Regions from separate parts of the Homo sapiens genome. Here region 1 is linked to region 2. The links are chromatin contacts, found by Hi-C or POLR2A ChIA-PET in ENCODE. All regions are on one chromosome and are shown on one strand. Each heading gives the region's core, a stretch centred on a gene start or an enhancer-like site at or near the end of the contact. The rest is flanking DNA. Distances are from core to core; before and after follow the strand shown.

Region 1 (6,466 bases), core at 2,200-4,699, 240 kb before region 2:
TTTTCCAATAAATGTTTTGTAAAATTTGTTAACCAGGTAGCTCCCCTTTATTTGATTGCAGTTCAAGACCTTTTTGTTTTTGATTTTGCACAAGCTTTGTTATCGAATGTGATCAGGCATAAGAATAAACACAGAAACTGCAGGGATGATTCAACAGTGATTAGAAAGGACACAAGTTACCTGTCAATAATGCTTCATCCTAAAACCTTAAAAGACTCCCGCGCAAGGAGAAAATGATATCCCAAAATGGACTGTTTTTACTAAGTGTGTTTAAGCACATTCTGAAAGGAGAAAGAGGGTGGAAGCATAGATGTGTCTATGTGTAATTAGAGAAGGGAGGATAGAATAGCAGCCAGTAAGGGAGAAGTTTAAGTAAAAGGAACAAAAAGAGAATAAGGACCATGTCCCTGATGCAGGCATTTATTATCTTATGGAAAAGGAAGTTCCCAATTTCATACAGGATCTACTCAGTTATTTATAACTTTGATACAACATTTTAAGCAGTGATTAAGTTCTGTGAATGGCCCTTACACAATTCAGTTCTCTTCACCTAGAAACGGAAATGGAAATCCAGCACTGAGGATCCAAGGGAAAAATGACCTCCTATGTCTTATGTGAATGAAAGTTATTTCTAATCTTACTTAACCCTGGATGTACCTAGAATCCTACTGTACCATTGTTTATCCTACCATGTTTGATATTCTCTTGTAACACCAGTGTAACTATTAAATAAAACTAGAATTATGTTTCCAAATATTTGAGTTATTAAATTCTTATTAGTATATACATACACATCATTATCTGGTATTCCTAACAAAATTATACTGCATTTCTCCTAGCTTTTCTGCTGCAACTCTGTGTATGTATGTATGTATGTATGTATGTATGTATGTATGTATGTATGTATGTATGAATGAGATGGAGTTTCACTCTCTTTGCCCAGGCCGGAGTGCAGTGGCACGATCTCAGCTCACTGCAACCTCTGCATCTGGTTTCAAGCGATTCTCCTGCCTCAGCCTCCTGAGTAACTGGGATTACAGGTGCACACCACCACATCCAGCTAATTTTTTGTATTTTTAATAGAGACAGGGTTTCACCATGTTGGCCAGGCTGGTCTCGAATTCCTGACCTAGTGATCTGCCTGCCTTGGGCTCCCAAAGTGCTGGGATTACAGGTGTGAGCCACCGCGCCTGGCTTTCTGCTGCCTCTCTTTTTCTTATGTGAGAAGAGAAATAATATTAATGTCCAAACAGGGCCATCTTCTCTTTTCAGTGCCGTCTAACCTAATAGTAGTATTTGAGCATGCTCTGAAAAAGCCATTTGAAAATGAGCAGTCTACTGCCTCCTGATTCCTGCTGCTGTTCTATATAAAATGCCTTCCTCCTGGTTCCCCAGTAGCCAAGCCTATTCATCCTGAAGGCAGGATTCAAATTTCACCTCCTCTGAGAAACCTTTATCATAGACAGATTTATCTCCTCCCTGCTTAAGGTTCTAGGAGACATTTTTTTCTCATGTCCCTGCTGGTGATAAACATTTTGTCCTTCAGTAGATATTTCTACCCCTGGAATGCTGAAGAGTTGAGGACAGGCCACGCAGCCAGCCACACTTCTGATTCTCAGCACTTACATATACATACTTGGAACAAAATCTTTCAGTTGGCACTTAATTAATCTTTGGCTGGAAGGTGAATTTTACCATAAAAGTCTAGTCAACAATGATTCTTCTTGGGAGACTCAGGGGTAATTCATCAACCTAACCCCCAATTATATTATTAGTTTTATTAGATAAGTATATGTTGCCTTATGTATCTATGAAAACATGGCAACTTGAGGAGTGGTTCTACTTGCCTTTATGCTTCTGGGGCTGTGGTAAGAACAAAAAAGGGAACTATAATAAATGTATTTTCTCCACCCTTCTCCTTCTGCAGTTCTCTGCCAAAACACCTGCAAGCATACTGCTTACAGACAAAACCACAGCATCTGGGCTACCCAAAAAGCAAGCATAGTGGCTTATGGAAATGTATTCGTTCATCACTGGCCAGGGAGAATACACCCACCCATTTCAAGCATAGTCATACATGACTGTCAAAACTGTGAGGAATATGAGCTCCTTATTTTTGGTCTCACTATATATGTACAAAGTGAATTTTGCCTGTTACAGAAATAGAGGGGCTAAGAGAGCTCATAAGATGTTTGCAATATATGTAAATAAGTGTCTTTTCTATTATAAACTAACTAAATGCACATTTGAATTTTAAAAATATTTGACTATCAACATTGACTTCTTCAAAAGTCTTAATTTAAATAAGTTCAAATCATTGTTACAATGTAGTTTTTCAACTATTTTGGTAAATAACTTATTTTATTCACATCCTTTGACAGACATGGGGCATTCATATGAGTTTCTTTCTGCTTCACATCAGTTTTGTGTATGTGTTTGAAACAATAAAAACTCCAGTCAATTCAGTTGCTATTTGTGAGTGGTGATGGAAAAGATCCATTCTTTGCTGGAAAAGCAATATATTTGTAGCAAATAGCTACCAACTTTAGTAGAGAAAATTATTTGCACACTGAACAGGGAAACTGCCAAAGCGAAGAACAGAGCATCTGCTATGGACAAGGGTGTAATTATCTTGCTCATCCAAACACCGTTGGGCATAAAAGTTTCACTCTCTCTCTCTCTGGCAAGACACTCTGCTCAGATTTTTAACACAACATTATTAGCAAATAATAACTAGTTTGGAAGTCCTGTCAATAAAAACAGTATGTCTTTTGGACCATTTCCTGAAAAATGGAAAACAGGCGCTAATCTGATAAAATCATGAATCATTTTAGTGCCAAAATGATCAAAAGCATCATTTCTGTCCTGTCTTAAACATGTCAGATGTCTTTATACATTGTTTGCTATAGAATGAGGATTTGTCAAAAGAGGAAATATCTATCTTTCTGGTTCCAGATTACAAGTTATTGTATGCTTCTAAAAACGATTTTCTGATTTGTAATGTTTTCTTTACCCAGGAGGTGAGATTACCATTACTTTTATGCCACCTTACCTTCGTTGAGAATGAAATATGAGTAGATCTTTCTGCTAGGCCAGATTAACAAAATGAAAGAAGCCTGTTTATGATGAATGGATATCAGATATCAAAGGATAGCTGCTTTTCTGATTATGTTGTTGCCACTTCTAACTTTTCTCTGGGGATTTCAATCTGAGATGGGCAAGAGACTTGAGTCTACTCAAAAAACCACCAGAAAAAAGTGGTTGAATTTCCTTTTCCAATTGCTTACATGTAGTTGTGTTGCTTTTTTTTTTTTTTTAAGAAGAAAGGGATAGGAATCATGAAGTCATTTCCAGCAAATGTCCTTAATAGGCAAGCTTGCCAAAATATCACCGTGCCCCTGTCTTTCCCAAAACCTTCCAACAGCTATCAGCAACAGCTGACAAGCACTAGCTAATTTGAAATTGTATGTTCTCTCCTGTCAACACCAGACCACACACACAGCTTTGAAAAACACCCAGTGAATACCATAATTTTTAAACAGAGGGCTCATCATGTTCCATTTTCTTGTGCTTAAAAAGTAATATGTACTTTCTATTCAGAATTTAAAAACCTTCACCACCCTTTGAAGTTTTAGATTTAAAATTTTATTCTTTGGCATCTGAAGGAAGAGGACATCAAATATTAGAGGCAATAAAGCAAGTAGAAGTGACAACTTCCCCTAAGGTTGGTGGTACCAGACACTGGCGCAAATTCATCCATCTGCATGTCTCAAGGACATATTCCCACATGAGGATCTAGGAGGGAAAGTGTCACGGAACGAACAGATGGGCTTCCTTGCCTAGACTAGCCTAATGGAGCTTTTAGGCAATTTGCATACTAGCTGTCAGTGACACAGGTGTGTGTCAAGACTTGAGAGAAGCTAAAAGAAACCTTATATAGGGTATACTTTCATGCTGATTCATGCTTGCCTTCATTGTGAATGCTAATAGGTGATATTTGTTAGAAGGCCAGCAGTTCAGTGGTGGCACTTTGTTTTTTCCTTCTAAGTTACAGGCTGCAGGCAGTTCAGTGTGGGTTCAAGTCAGAATAATTTACATTCCAATAGAAGGCTAATACTGAAGTCTTGCTCTTTTTATTAGTGAAACATATCCAAAATAGTATTTCCATGCCTTCACTTTTTATTAAATATGTTGGATCTTTTCTGGTCTTATGGTCAAACATTTGAATGTTGAAATGTTGAGAGCTGCCTGACTCTAGTACAATCTCATTACCTGAAAGAAAGAAACGGTGGCTGCCAAAACCAATGTGAACATTCCCAGGGCTCATCAAATTCTAGAAAGTTTCAACTTTTCTGCAATCCAATAACAGACCCATAACAGTGCACAGTATACTGAAGTAATGAAAAAAAAATCAATTAATTTAAGTAGCATTACATTATGTGTTACATACTGCAACTTGCTCCTTGACCTTGACCACATAAATTATCTGCCATTTTGATAGGCAGGCACATTGATGCTTCAAGTGAACCACATCTTCCATAATTCATACCCCAGTCCAGTATACTCTCACATTAGCTCTGAGTTTAGCCATAGATTTGCTGCAACCAAAAGATAGTCACGAGTATGATAAAGCAGTGGTTAGATAAGCACTCCCACACATTGGAGCTTATTATCCTGGGATGCTCCCAAGAGAATAACTAAGTAGTTTAGAACCCAACTACTCAGCCTTTTGGAACCCATCCACTATGCTGTAAGGAAATAATCCCAACAACATAATTTCCTGATGTCGATTTACTCAGACAAGCTTTGGGGACAATAATTTGTACTTACTGCAATGAAGACTGTGTTGTGTTAGGGCTGAAACATATGTCATTTCAGGCCCAGAATATCCTTCTAGAGAGGGAGGCCACATGGAGAGACTCTGGAGAATGAGATAATATATGAAAAAAGAGTCCAGGTAGAGAAGTACTGAGGTGCCGCAACTGAGGTGTCCCAGCCAAACTCTTCAGTGACTGGAGTAACCCCAATTGGTACCACGTGGAGCAGAGGCCTGCTCTGTCAATGAAAAGAATCATTAGAAAAAATAGTTATTGTTTTTAGCTACTTTTTTTTATCTATTTCTATTTGTTATACAGAAAATAACTGAGATTTTCTAAAATGAAACTTATTTCTGAGATTCTAATGGACAGCTAACTTGCTGTGCGACATTAAAACTGACAGAGGCTGTTTTCTCATCTATATTACGAGCAAGTTGAATTAGATGGTCTCAGAGGTTCCTTTCAACTCTGATAGTCTATTGCATTCTATACCAGGAGTAAAATAAAGTGTGCAAGCATCCTGACTGCAATAGCAGACTAATTATGCAACATTGCATCCTTAAAAGAAAGGAATTTTAAGTTGGCAGCCATGGTCTAATATAAGTTCACCAGAGAACAAAACATGCTTTGTGAAAAAGCCCTCTAGCTCAGGCTCATCACAGCTGATCATTTTGATACAGATTCTTCAACTCTGTATTGTACATATTCTGACGAAAAATATTAGTTGGTACAGCGATTACACAATATAACAGTGTAGGTACTTCTCAGAAAAGCTGGGGTCTGCTGCTGTAAACTCATTTTATGATTTAGAAAGAAAATATATATATAAAAAAAGTGTATCATAATGACATTAGAGAGTCAGAAGTCTGTGCCTATGACATATAACCCCCCTAAAAGTACAGGGTAATTTAAAGACCATTATCAAATGTCTATTCTGTAACAATTAAGTACAAAGAATAGGTCATACATTTTCTTGACCCTTAGAGATTTTTTTTCCTAAACCATCACTTTTATAGTGCTTATGGTATGTCATACACTGTTCCAAATATTTTACAGATGAGGAAATTGAGGCACAGACAGATTAAGTGCTTAATCAAAAACTTAAGTCAAAAGAGATCTGTGATTCCAATGTACATTAAACAGAAACATTTTATTTACATAATTTTCCTACTTCCTTTTTTTTTTTTTTTTTTTTTGAGATGGAGTCTCGCTCTGTCATCCAGGCTGGAGTGCAGTGGCGCAATCTCGGCTCACTGCAAGCTCCGCCTCCCGGGTTCACACCATTCTCCTGCCTCAGCCTCCCAAGTAGCTGGGGCTACAGGCACCCGCCACCACACCCAGCTAATTTTTTGTATTTTTAGTAGAGACGGGGTTTCACCGTGTTAGCCAGGATGGTCTCGATCTCCTGACCTCGTGATCTGCCCACCTCGGCCTCCCAAAGTGCTGGGATTACAGGCGTGAGTCACCGTGCCCAGCCAATTTTCCTAATTTCTAATGACTTTGAAAATTGAGTAAATTAGGACTGCTCTCCTCTGAGTTCCATAATGTCTCTTAAGGATATTAATATTTATTTACTAATGTTATTTTCATTAATAGTGTGAATTCTATTATTAGTCAAGTTAGAATATTTATGCACAAAAATATTACAA
Region 2 (7,218 bases), core at 4,400-6,899:
TTATTTATTTATATGAAGTCCAAGATGAGGAGAAAATACACAGTCATAGAAATCAGAAAGTGGTTGCTGGGCAGTTGAGGAGTCAAGCAAGGAGAACAAGATAATATTCTAGAGTGATAGAAATGTTTGCTATCTTATTTTTTATGTACTCACATTAGGAATGCATATACTTACCAGACCTCATCAAATTGAACACTTGAGATCTTTGCATTTTATTATGTCTTATTTATATTTCAATTAAAAAGTATATACTGCTATTGCAAAAGACACTGAATTTTCCATGATAAGAAAGGTTAGAGATGGCTCTGAAACTGAAGCCCAGTGATCCCCAAATTCTAATTGTCTAGACTCCATAAAATCTGAGTTCCACTATCTTTCCCCTCCTTGGCACGACCTCTGAGAGCAATGCCAGGGAGCATCTAACAGCCAAAAGGCAGGCAGCCAGAAAGAAGAGCAAAGAGTCTGGATAAAGAGCCTCTGAATAACCAAGAGCTGGCAGCATTATCCGGTGTCTGCCAACAGATCAGGGGTCAGGGCTGCTGGAGCAAGAAAAAATGGAGCACAGCACAAAAGAAGAGGCCTCTTACATGCTTCCAGAAATTACAGAGCTCCAGGGAACACCTGCTGTTCTATCTACTCAGTCAGCACTAGCAAACAAAAGAAAGAAAGGGAGGGGCAGAAGGAAGGTGCTCTAAGGAAAAAAAATGCAATGAGGAAGCAGAAAATAACCAATACTATAAGATTCATAGGCACAATTTAATAAGTGCTAGGGGGAAATAATAACAGCTAACACTTACATGCAACCTACTATCTATCAAATACTATTTCAGTATATTTATACTGTAGTGACTCAATTAGTCCTCATAACAATGTTAAGAAGTAGTTATTATTATAATCTGCATTTTGTAGGTGAGGAAACTGAGGAAGAAAGAAATAAAATAACTTTAAAAGATAAGGTCATATAACTACTAAACTGTTGAATTGGGATTCAAATCCAGGCAGAGACTTCTTTCTTGGATTGGAATTCATGCTCTCAAATATTCTGCTATAATGCTGCTTAGCTTGGGTTCTTCCAAAGCAGATTTTAAGACAAAGACTGGGTTGGGTTTGTTTGTTTGTTTGTTTTGGGGGTGGGGGGAGGTAATCCCAAAAAGCAAACAGGAAGGAAGAAACAGAGAGAAAATGAAGAATCAATATAAATGTGTGTTATTGAGATCTATGTTATAAGGTATAATCCAAAAATATGATTCTAAACCTTCCAACCAACTAAATGGACCCCCTCCTCTCAGCCAAGGGCATTCCAAAACTAACCTGAAACACTAGTTCAGGCCATGATGGGAACATGGGGTCAGACGTACCTCATCGTACCCTCCTCCCTTTGGAATTCAGGTACAACTGACCAGCATTAACATTGAAACAGAGACCTTAAGGCTGACAAAGCAGACCCTTTGTAGCAATAAGATATTAACATGACAGATATCAGGCCCTGAAAGGAATTGAGTATTTTACCCCCAAGTATATTTAATATTGGGTTGTAACAAATATTAGTAACCAATTACTTTTGCACCAACATATTATGCCTAATATTTCTTTGATATATTTTGAAATGGGCCTGCAAATCCATTTCTTGTGGGAAAAATCTATATTCTGTGGAGAATCCCCTTCCCTTTCGAGGTCTTTTCTTATCCAGGAGATAAGTTAACTAAGAGTGTAGCAACTTTTTAAGTTTGATAAAATCATTTACAATCTATTCTCTCAGAAGCTTGCTACCTGGGGCTTCATCTGAATAATAAGAACCTTGGTCTCCATAACGTTTAATCTTAAACCCAGACACTCCCTTCTATTGATTCTATGCTTTTAGGTAAACTCAACCAATTGGCAATCAGAAAATCTTTGAATCCACCTATGGCCTGGAAGCCCCACCCACCCACTTCGAGTTGTTCCACCTTTCCTGACTGAAGCAATGTACATCTTATATGTATTGATTGATGTCTTATATGTCCCTAAAATATATAAAACCAAGCAGTAGTGTGACCATCTTGGGTACATATTAGGACTTTCTGAGGCTGTGTCATGAGCATGTCCTTAACCTTGGAAAAATACACTTCTGAATTGAAGCCTGTCTCAGATACTTTTCGGTTTACAAAGGTAAAGGCCCTGGATCCTGCTGAGGCCTCTGAGAAGTGTTCAAAATGTCACCTAGAATTGTCTACTGAAAGATGAGAGCTAGAGATTTTGCCACTGGGTAAGGGTTGCCCTCAAGGGAATCATCCTGCCAGTACTTCCAAGCTGTGTCTGGGCATGAGAAAACAAGCTCCCTTGGCATCAGAGAAAGCCCATGGGCAGAAAGTGGAAAGGTACACAAGTAAAATCGGGCAGGATGCTGTCAAGTGCTAGGTGAGGTAGAACTGTCCATCATAGTTGCAGCTGAAACCAGAGATGAGCCAGGGATGAGGATGGGGCAATGTGAATCAGTTACTACTATCAACTAAGTAAGAATAATACTTACTTAGAATAAGTATACTAAGAATACTTACTCTAAGAATAATAAGTGCAATGGTTATAATCATAATATCAATATTAATTGAACACCTGCTTCTACAGATCTTTCATGCATTGTCTCTCTGAATCATCAGAACAATCTAATGTTGTAGGTGTTATTATTCACATTTTACTGATGAAGAAATTGGAATGTACAGAGTTCGGGCAACTTGCTTAAGGACACACCAACTAGTAAGGATACAGAGCTAAGGATTAAAGGTTCAAAGGAAACAGAATTATGGTTAATTATCTTATTAACAATCTGTTGTGTCGAAAGAATAAAGCTCAGAAATGTCCTTAACATTTCTGTATTTCTGCACCACATATCCCACTGTGAAAGGGAGATTAAAAGAGAAACCATTATAGGTATATGGTAATATAAATATGTAGAGAAAGTCAATGATCCAAAAGAGCAGAAGATTGTTATAAGATGCAGGAATGGGAACTGCTTGCTGTTATAGAATAATACCATCTTTTCCTGTTGCTAATATGAATATCATGTGATAATGTACTAAAGTTACCTCAGGTTCAGCTATCAGTGATGATGCCATATTTGTCTCCTTTAAAAGTTACTCAGGGCCGGGTATGGTGGCTCACACCTGTAATTCCAATACTTTGGGAGGCCGAGGAGGGCAGATCACCTGAGGTCAGGAGTTTGAGACCAGCCTGGCCAACATGGTGAAACCCTGTCTCTAGTAAAAATACAAAAAATTAGCCAGGCTTGGGGACACATGCCTGTAATCCCAGGTACTCAGGAGGCTGAGGCATGAGAACCGCTTGAACCTGGGAGTTAGAGGTTGCAGTGAGCTGAGATCGGGCCACTGCACTCCAGCCTGGGTGACAAGAGTGAAACATCATCTCAAGAAAAAAAAAAAAAAAGTCACTAAGTCACTATTGGTGAAGGTCCTCAGCAAGAAGAAATTGCAAGATAATTCTAGAACTAGCCAATAAATTTACACTGAAACCACTTTATGTATATTCTAATTAAAAATATTGCTTTAGTCTTAAGGAGAATTTATGCCCTTTCTGGTAAGTACTATTAAAATATTTGGAGTATACTACATATACTAGTAGACCAGAGTATCCTATAATAATTATTGTAGCAGACATGTTTCTGCAGCCTTTGCAGTCCAGCTAGTCCTCTTACAGCTCCCGCTGAAGCACATTTTAATACAAACATGGTTATTCCAGGTGACTTCCCCAACTTGAGTCTGAGTGAACCAGGTAGTGGCCTGAACAAGACTGAACCAATCAGATGTCTTTTCTGGAAATACAGAAATATCATGTGATGAATTATAAATCTCTATAGGGAATTCGAATTAAGAAGTGATGTCAAGGAAAAACTGGGATTTAGTTGTGTGAATGAAGCCACAGACAAAAAAAGTCTGTCTGGGAAGGGATAACAGAGAGCAGGAGTGAGAGAGGCAGGGGTCTGAGACGGGGAGAGGGAGAAAGAAAAAGTATAGACCATAATAGAGATAAGAGAAGATTTTATTCAAAGGTAGTGAAAGAAATGTTTCAGTTCTGGATGGCTTCTTAGTTTTTGGCTCCAGTTTCTTGCAATACCTGGATCCACTACTGATTCTGAGCTCCATAAGGCATTCCTTTATCCAAATATTAAGTTATTCTTTTCTGCCTAGAAGATCTTGAGTAGAAATTGCAATTAAATGACCACTGACTAGGCAAAATGGAAGGAGCAGATGCACAGAAAGAAGCAGAGCTGAAGGACCATGTGGCTCAGAGAGAGAAACCAAGGACTTTCTGGTTCTGATAAGATGTGTCACATGTTTCATAGGAATCCTGTGTATCATTCCAGTGACTCCCGCTTTGTCTTCGCTAGCTTGAATAATTTATATTCCTAACAACCAAATGGTTACTTTTTTTTTTTTTTTTTTTGAGATGGAGTCTTGCTCTGCTGCCCAGGCTGGAGTCCAGCGGCGCTATCTCGACTCAATGCAAGCTCTGCCTCCCAGGTTCATGCCATTCTCCTGCCTCAGCCTCCCAAGTAGCTGGGACTACAGGTGCCTGCCACCACGCCCGGCTAATTTTTTGTACTTTTAGTAGAGACAGGGTTTCACCGTGTTAACCAGGATGGTCTCGATCTCCTGACCTGGTGATCCGCCCACCTCGGCCTCCCAAAGTGCACCGCGCCCCGCCAGTGGTTACTTTTTAGACACTGGTAATCTTCCCTTTTGTTTATGTCTTTTCATTTTCCACTGTAAAATGCATTTATTGTCCTTCATCTTTGGCTTTCAAATCAGCATTTCCACTTCACATTAAGGATTCAGTGACCCTCCATTGAAGATTTTAACGTCGTTTCAGTTCTAAAGCCATAATCACATAAGTAAAGATAAAAAGCCTGAACCAAACATTATACATAAATAATGACATTGTAAGTCAAGAAGTTATTATAAAACACTGCAAAGAATATGTGAGAAAGGCCATGCAGCAGATTCTTAAATATTTGTTTAGAAATATATCATGTATATGTAGCTTCTACTCCAAAAACATAGTGTTATAGGTTTCTACACCTATATTTTTTGTGTTTTTTTTTCCCCATTGTTGGTTTTATTTTAGCAGTATTCATTATGAACATCATGATTTGGGAGAATTAAAAAATGTTTACATACGTGTGTGTATATGTGTGTGTTGTGTGTTGTGTGTGTGTGTGTACTGATACACACACATGTGCATGCATTTTTTTTTAAGTACCCACAATGGACTTTTTGGTAAGCAAATGTCAACATAAAGTTCACGGAGAGGCTAAACGACTTCCTGTGTGTGTTTATTTCCCGTACTGCCTGTGAGGAAGTCTAAAAAGAACAGTTTCTACCCAACAGCTCTCAGAGTTTCAATAGGTTTTTCAAAGTTACCTCCCCACCCCGTGCCCCAAGCAAAGGATTCCCACTATGTGGTTTCTAAAGATTTCACTTACAACTTGCTGAATACAGAGCCTGAATGGACAGTAAAACCCATACCAAACCTCTCTTTGCACCCTGTGTGGGACAAGTGGTTACTTTGTTCATTTACAAAGGCCTAAAAAAGAGAGAGACAAACTGCCCTTATGGTATAAGAAGCTTCTTTCAAATAAATCCTTATAAAGGGATCTAAATCATGGCATTCAAAAGGAAGGAGGCTGCACAAGGAAATGGGTAGAAACTTTTAAGTTCTTCTCATACCCTGTCACCCCGGAGGAAGAGAAAATATATCTTCTCTTCTTTGACATTATCTTTTGTAACATTCCTCAAAGATGAGTCTCTAGCTTGGTCTCCGTAGATTTGCTTCTCTGAGGAAAGTCAGGCTTTTTTGTTATTGTTATTGTTACTCCCTTGACATGGGGATTGTCTTTATTTTTCCAACATCACTTGTTTTATGACTTGTAAACATAAAGTATCTGAGTGAGCTTTGCTTATCAGAGGCCCTTTTTATCAAATAATCATAAAACATGGTGCTTTCTGGCACTTAATTTTATTGTTATTGTCAAGCTTCAAAACTTCAAAGGGTGGAATGTGATAGAACATTTTTTGTGCTCTAGAAGACATGTTTTAGGGCTCTTGCCAGCCATGCTGTGCTTCCAGAGCTCCCACTGAAGACTGTCCCTAGACCAGCAAGGTTATACCAGGTGACCCCTCCTACTTACATCTGCTAGGACCAGGGAATCTCCTGATCTGCTTTGACTCCTCATATACTGTCTCCTAAAAATTGGGAATTGCCACTCAGTGACTAGGAAACCTCTATTAGGACACAATAAGAAGAAGCTCTGTCTACTATTAAATACTAATTATTACAACGACTCAGAGTTCTTCAGAGATTAGAACAAGGGTTTCTGGCATGAATGTGAATGGAGAGGCAATTTCAAATTCTGCCAGTTGCTTTAGCTGGGAAAGGATAGGTAGGTGTTAGACTTAAAGCCTAGACACGAATTTTAACCATGCCCATTTCTACTTAATGATCCTGAGTAAGTCACTCCAAAACTCTGCACCCTCCCCTCATCTGAAAATCCCTGGCTCATTGGGTTACTGTGGAAGTTAAAATAAAATGAGGTATGTGAAAGTATCTGGTACATAGATAATATTCCATAAAAGCATGTTGAAAAAGAGAACAGTAGAGAAAAGTTGTTCAGAGCGCAGGTTCTGGGGGCTGACTGCTGTGATCAGCATAATGCTGCTTACCCCCAGCTCTCTAATTTTGATAAACTCCTGTACCCTTCCTGTGCCTCCCTTTCTTTATCTGTAGAATTGGACTAATAATAGAACCCACCTTCTAAGATTGTCATTGGGATTAAATAAGTTAATAAAGCATATAATAGAGTTTCTTGTACTCATTACATGATGTTAATAACTATTATTGAATTTAAAAGCTACTATTATTTTTTATTCTTAAAACAATATAAACATATAACCTTGTTTACGGACAGAAATTTGTGAAAGCCTTGTCTCCTCTCCTTTTCTACTTCCTTCCCTTCCCCCCCTTCCTCTCTCTCAATTTTCCTCCCTCCCTCCTTCCTTCCATCACTCTCTTCCATCCTCCATTTCTTTCTTTGTTCCTTCCTTCCTCTCTTTCTAAATGAAAAAAAAAGTAGCATAGGCTAATTTCTTTACATTTGAGTAATTGATTCTAATACTCATTTTCCTTTTCCCTCCTAAAAGTTACTCTACAGCTCATTTCTGGCTCAGT

The links. Hi-C counts contacts between places; a loop is a spot of excess contacts on that map. ChIA-PET counts read pairs that join two places held with the same protein, here RNA polymerase II (POLR2A).
Region 1: a loop to region 2 is called in a map of Right ventricle myocardium inferior, with 1.9 times the contacts of the local background. The contact joins two enhancer-like sites. A Hi-C loop is called at or near these places in 1 of 168 maps with a recorded cell type or tissue (Right ventricle myocardium inferior). POLR2A ChIA-PET finds 5 or more read pairs at or near these places in 1 of 52 experiments (naive thymus-derived CD4-positive, alpha-beta T cell).

What each region holds. Positions count from the first base shown.
Region 1 is chr3:29,407,819-29,414,284 of GRCh38, reverse strand. All of the region lies in intron 1 of RBMS3 (RNA binding motif single stranded interacting protein 3), which reads right to left. Among named protein-coding and RNA genes, the nearest start is that of RBMS3, 130 kb to the right of the region's middle. Within about 2 kb of position 3,449, at least 2 of the 41 ENCODE cell types and tissues checked have a DNase peak (open chromatin) inside an H3K27ac peak, as active enhancers do.
Region 2 is chr3:29,170,007-29,177,224 of GRCh38, reverse strand. No RefSeq gene overlaps it. Among named protein-coding and RNA genes, the nearest start is that of RBMS3-AS3, 110 kb to the left of the region's middle. Within about 2 kb of position 5,649, at least 2 of the 41 ENCODE cell types and tissues checked have a DNase peak (open chromatin) inside an H3K27ac peak, as active enhancers do.